2 separate regions of the Mus musculus genome follow, and region 1 is linked to region 2. Evidence: chromatin loops called from intact Hi-C (ENCODE). Cell type or tissue: heart. All regions are shown on one strand.

Evidence for each region. Peaks named below come from ENCODE experiments on the same cell type or tissue, not always from the same donor. Only the 100,000 strongest peaks of a DNase experiment are listed, where the experiment ranks them.
Region 1: a loop joins it to region 2, with 4 times the contacts of the local background. A loop is called at or near these places in 7 of 42 quality-filtered maps.

What each region holds. Positions count from the first base shown.
Region 1 is chr8:46,550,459-46,552,958 of GRCm38, forward strand. It overlaps Cenpu (centromere protein U), which reads left to right and starts at 1,611. Exons shown (of 13, transcript NM_027973.4): 1 at 1,611-1,669. The coding sequence starts at 1,629. In heart, no CTCF peak of the experiment used is centred here; a DNase peak (open chromatin) is centred at 1,453; H3K4me3 peaks cover 1,917 bases; H3K27ac peaks cover 1,421 bases.
Region 2 is chr8:46,615,900-46,618,399 of GRCm38, forward strand. Primpol (primase and polymerase (DNA-directed)) reads right to left here and starts at 1,328. Exons shown (of 15, transcript NM_001001184.2): 1 at 1,235-1,328. It overlaps Casp3 (caspase 3), which reads left to right and starts at 1,392. Exons shown (of 7, transcript NM_001284409.1): 1 at 1,392-1,602. In heart, a CTCF peak has its summit at 1,252; a DNase peak (open chromatin) is centred at 1,342; H3K4me3 peaks cover 2,442 bases; H3K27ac peaks cover 1,812 bases.

The DNA.
Region 1 (2,500 bases), 65 kb before region 2:
ACTGACCCTAGATACTCACAGACAAGTGCCCTGGAAGATGTGCGTAAGAATTCCTGGTGATGTGCTGTCGGGAATAGTAAATAGAAAACATTGATGTACCCATAGCACAGAGGAATAAAAGCGATGCAAATAGTTACTTAATGAATTCCAAAGGCAGCATGAATGAACTACAGCTGCATGCAGATGTGGACACTTTAAAAATTATGGCTTTGGTTAGGATACTTGCAGAAAACCTACCAAACGTTATTTATAGAGATAGAAATATACAATGATTATACACAGAGGCATATCGAGGCTGAAAAGCATAAAAATGCTAAAGACAAATAAAAAAAACCGTATGGTTTGTGAAAAGGGCCATTCATGGAAGAGTCTGAGAGAACTGTTACATTTTATGTTCTGATTCAGTAATATAGGTGTCTATGTTTTATTTTTACAGTGTTAAATACCCTTTGTTGGAGACAGGGTTTCTTTGTGTAGGCCTGGCTGTCCTGGAACTCACTCTGTAGGCCATGCTACCTGCTTCTGCCTCTAGGACTAAAGGCAAGCACCACCACTGCCTAGCTTGTATTCATATTTTTATTGTGATAAAATTTATAACATAAAATTGGACATTTCAGCTTTTTATTCCAGTCATTTTAAGTGTTTAAATACATCCACCTTTTTTACACAACCATCTATCTCTCCCATCACCCCCATTTCTGGCCTTTCTCATTACCACTGTGTTTTAGGTTAATCAAGAAATCATTGTTGGAGCTGGAGAGATGACTCAGCCATTTGGAGCCTCTTGCCAAAGACCTCAGAGTTTCCCAGCCTCATAACTATCTGTAACTCCAGTTTCAGGGTATCTGATGCCCTCCTCTGACCTCCACTGGGACCACGGATGTGTATATATATATGCGTGTGTGTGTGTGTATATATACATACATATGCGTATATATAATAAATATATAACATTTTGCATCGATACACATAAATCTTAAAAAAAAATTCATTGCCAAGTCCAACGTCTTGATTCAGTTTTCTTCTGAGTTTGGCCGTTTTTTTTACTTCTTATATCTTTGATCCCTTTAAATCAATTTTTCATTCTTTTGTACCACAAGAAAAATGTAAAAACAAAAGAATCGTGAGTATGGATCCAGAAGGGACCTTCCCGCTTTACGAAGGACCTGGAAGGGAGGACAAATAACGTGTCGCGTTCAACAGTGAGCTGCTACAGGGAGCTAAAAGCGGCATCTGCATTTAGCAATGCGAAGGATTTGACAGTAGTCCATCAACTAACAGCCCGCCCGGAAGCACTGGAGTTTTGGATCCGCTGGCGGCTGGCTCGGGTCCACCCACACCCACACCAGCTCCGGGTCATTTACCCGCCCACGAGGCCGGGGAGTTCTAAATTTACGGAACGGAGCGAGAGCGGGAGAGACAGCCTGCAGCAGCTAAGCCGGTTGCTTTGGACTCCGCTCCGCTGTTGGGTGTTTTCCAGGCCTGGATTTCATCGTGCTCTCGCCCAGGACGCTCTCTGGCCCCGCCCCGGAAAAGGCGGAGCATAGCGAGGACTAGGCTCTGATTGGCTGTTCAGAGCAAGACCGGCTAGGCGCGAGTTTGGAGTCCCTGCCTTTGGGAACGGTAGGATGGCTGCAAGGAGAAGTTTGAGATACTCGGGGAACCCGGGGTAAGTGCTGCCGCCCCGAAATCCGCCCAGGATGGGCTCAACCCGTCCCAGAGACTCGCTGACCCGGCCTCAATTCCCACAGCCCCGAATCCTAGAGCCAGGAGTCAAGCTGTGTGGTAGGGGAACTCAGACACCAGCGTCGCTTTCATGTGACAAGCAAATATTTAACAGTAATCATTTCTGGTCTGTCGACATTGCTTTTTATTTCTAAGACGCAGCTGTTTTCGTAATAGAAAACACGGAAGCCAAACGAAATCTCTAGCGAGGGACCAGGCAGCTGCTTGTTTAGAGCTTGGGCTGGCCTTGCCTAAATACCTAAAGGACATTCAGAGTGCTTCATGGATCTTTTCATTATATAAGAGGTGTGCATCTGAAAAGAAGTTAGTAAGCGGCCCGAAAGGTTAGCGCCACCAACTCCTGGCGAAGGATATTCTGGGCGTGTCTGGCGCGCATCCAAAGCCTGGTAGAGATTTGGATAGAAAGGTCTCCTCTGCGTAGGAAGTCTTCCGTGGGAGGATTACCTATGGAAGATGATGCTTGTAGCTACCACAGGACACAGATGGTGGGGGAATCCACATTCGGTGAGCAGTGGGAAGGAAGATTTAAAAAGGGCAAAGGAGCTTATCAGGGCATGCTGGTTTGTGCTTTTACCTTTTTTGGTTTTTCGAGACAGAATTTTTCTGTGTGGCCCTGGCTGTCCTGGAACTCAACTCTTGTAGACCAGGCTGGCCATAAACTTAGAGATCACCTGCCTCAGCCTCCCAAGTGCTGAGATGAAAGGCGTGAGCCACCACCACCTTTGAGCAAGGGAAAGGAGCTTAGAACTTGATC
Region 2 (2,500 bases):
GACCACGCCCCGCTTTTAGATCACTTCAGAAAGCCATCTTACTCCAGCTCCTGGAAAGCAGTCACATTGCTTTTCATGAATTCTTTCTCTCTTGAGGCCCAGAACGGCTTCAGGTCCCTCTGGGTCCCCATTTACAGGGCGGCTTCAGGTCCCTCTGAGTCCCCACAGTGAGGAGAAATTACAGGGCTTAGATGAAAACTATCACCTCCAGATGTTTTGCTCTAACGAACTTCTCTAGATGAAGTCAACATTAACGGCAGGAAACTGCTGAGGATACCTTATCTAAGGTATCACTTTGTTAAGAACGTTTAGCACAGGGAGGGGTCCGGGCACAAGGGGTTTCTCAATTAGACCCTTCCTTGTGAACTACAGCCTCCACGATGCACTGCGAGGGTTGAATGCATCCTACTGCTAAAGTCCAACAGAAAATGGCTGATTCTAACTTACTTTGGGAGGGATAATGATAGATCAATTTGTTTCTGGAATCTACATTTAACCACTATGGCTCTTCATGAGAGCAAACCACTTATCTTTTTCTTTCTTTTTTTTTCCCCCCCAAGACAGGGTTTCTCTGTGTAGCCCTGGCTGTCCTGGAACTCACTCTGTAGACCAGGCTGGCCTCGAACTCAGAAATCTACCTGCCTCTGCCTCCCAAGTGCTGGGATTAAAGGCGTGCACCACCACTGCCCGTCCACTTATCCTTTTAAAGCCTTTGATGGAACTGGAAAAAATAAAAAATGTATTATGGAAATGCAAGAGCTTGAATTCCACACGCAACGAACGGTAGACATCTGTGTGGCTACGTGTACGTCAGTCCCTTACATCCAACGAAGCAAAGGCGGTGAAGGCAAGAGGCTGCTCTCTGGAGTACATTTGTCCTTAAGAATATTCTGGGCCCCTGAAATTCGATGCTGATCGCTGTGCTCGTGTTTTCGTATATTATGCAAAAACAAAACAAAACAAAACCCACTTCCCAGAGTCAGAGTCTGAATGAAATAGGACGTAAACCAGTCAGAGATTTCAGTAAGGTAGTCAGGACCTCTCACTGAGGGAGCAAGAGGTGGACGGAAGTGAAGAAAGGCCTCGGTGCAATTGAGAGGAAGTAGAATTACCGAGTGCGGGGCACAGCTCTATTTTCTCCTGCCAGAGTTCTGACTGGCAGAGGCGCCTCCCTAGACGCCCATCTTGGCGCCCCCGGAATCAGGCGTGGCCGAAAGACCTCTCTAAAATTTACCTCAAGTGGCGCAAGTCGGCCGGAGGCGGCAGCTGGCGGAGCCAGAGATGGCGGGAACCAGAGCTTGAAACCCGCGCGAGGGGGCGGAGCCGGAGGGGGCGGGGCCCTAGGCTTGCCCTGGGTGGGCGGGGCCTGCGCTACGAGACGGGGCTCAGTCGGGGCTGAAACCACCAATCGCGACTGGCGTGTGCGAGATGAGGTGTTGGGGGGTGTGTGAGGGGGGATGGGGCGGGGAGGTAGAGAAGGGGCGTGGCGTGGGGCGTGACCGGCGGTAGTCTGCTGTTGCTGCTGCTGCTGCTGCAGTTGCAGTGTTGGTGCTGGTGGGATCAAAGCGCAGTGTCCTGCGGCGGGGAGCTTGGAACGGTACGGTGAGTGTCTGCTGCTCTCGCGCCTTCGAAGGCCTGTGTTGTCCCCCGGAGCTGGCGCTCTTTTGGCGGGTCTGCAGCTCCTTGGAGGAGGCGGGGGAAACGGGCAATCTGGGCGGAGGATCCTTTGTGTTGCCTCCAGGCTTGCTCAGGCAAACACTGAAGGCAGAGAAGCTGGAAACAGCGCCGGGAGCGCGATCCCGAGCTGAGAACCCAGACCCGGGAGGCCAAACCGGTGTCCCTAAACCTGGGTGAGCCGGTGCGGTGTCCCTAAACCTGGGTGAGCCGGAGCGGGTTCAGACCCCTCGAGCATGGCACACGGGCCGCGCTGAGGCTTAAAGGCGGAGTCAGGGGGGTATCTGGAGATCGCCCGGGGTACAGAGCTTCAGGGGCGGGAGGGGGTGAGGCCATAGTGTGGGGGTGAACCTGGAAGCCGAGTGGCGGGAGGTGGCGGGATCCTGGATCTGCAGGCCGAGGTGTGGACTCGGTAGCAGAGGATGGATAGGGGAAGTTCTGCCCTGGGGCCTGGAAGCTAGGCTGATGCTGACCTTGTGGCGGCTCTAAGTGACCCAGCCTCCCTCTGTTACAAGAGCATTTGATCTCCACCTTTAGTTTTCTCCAGTGCACTGTGATTTTTGGTTCTTGCGGAGAGCTGATTTTAAGCATTACTCCTTGAATACTCCAGCTCATTCCTTTGTTGGTCAAAGTCACTGTAGGAGCTTGCATTGACATCTCTTGAGCCATGCTCGGTTACTGTCCCTTCTTCGCGCTTATTAATTAGTCTGTGAAGTTCGACTTGAACAGCAGGGTCTTTACCTCATTCTCCGTTGAGTCACCCAGGAAACGTCCTTCTCAGGCACCTCTTGTGGACCCAACTTCTTCCGCCGTTAGTCCCCGAGCC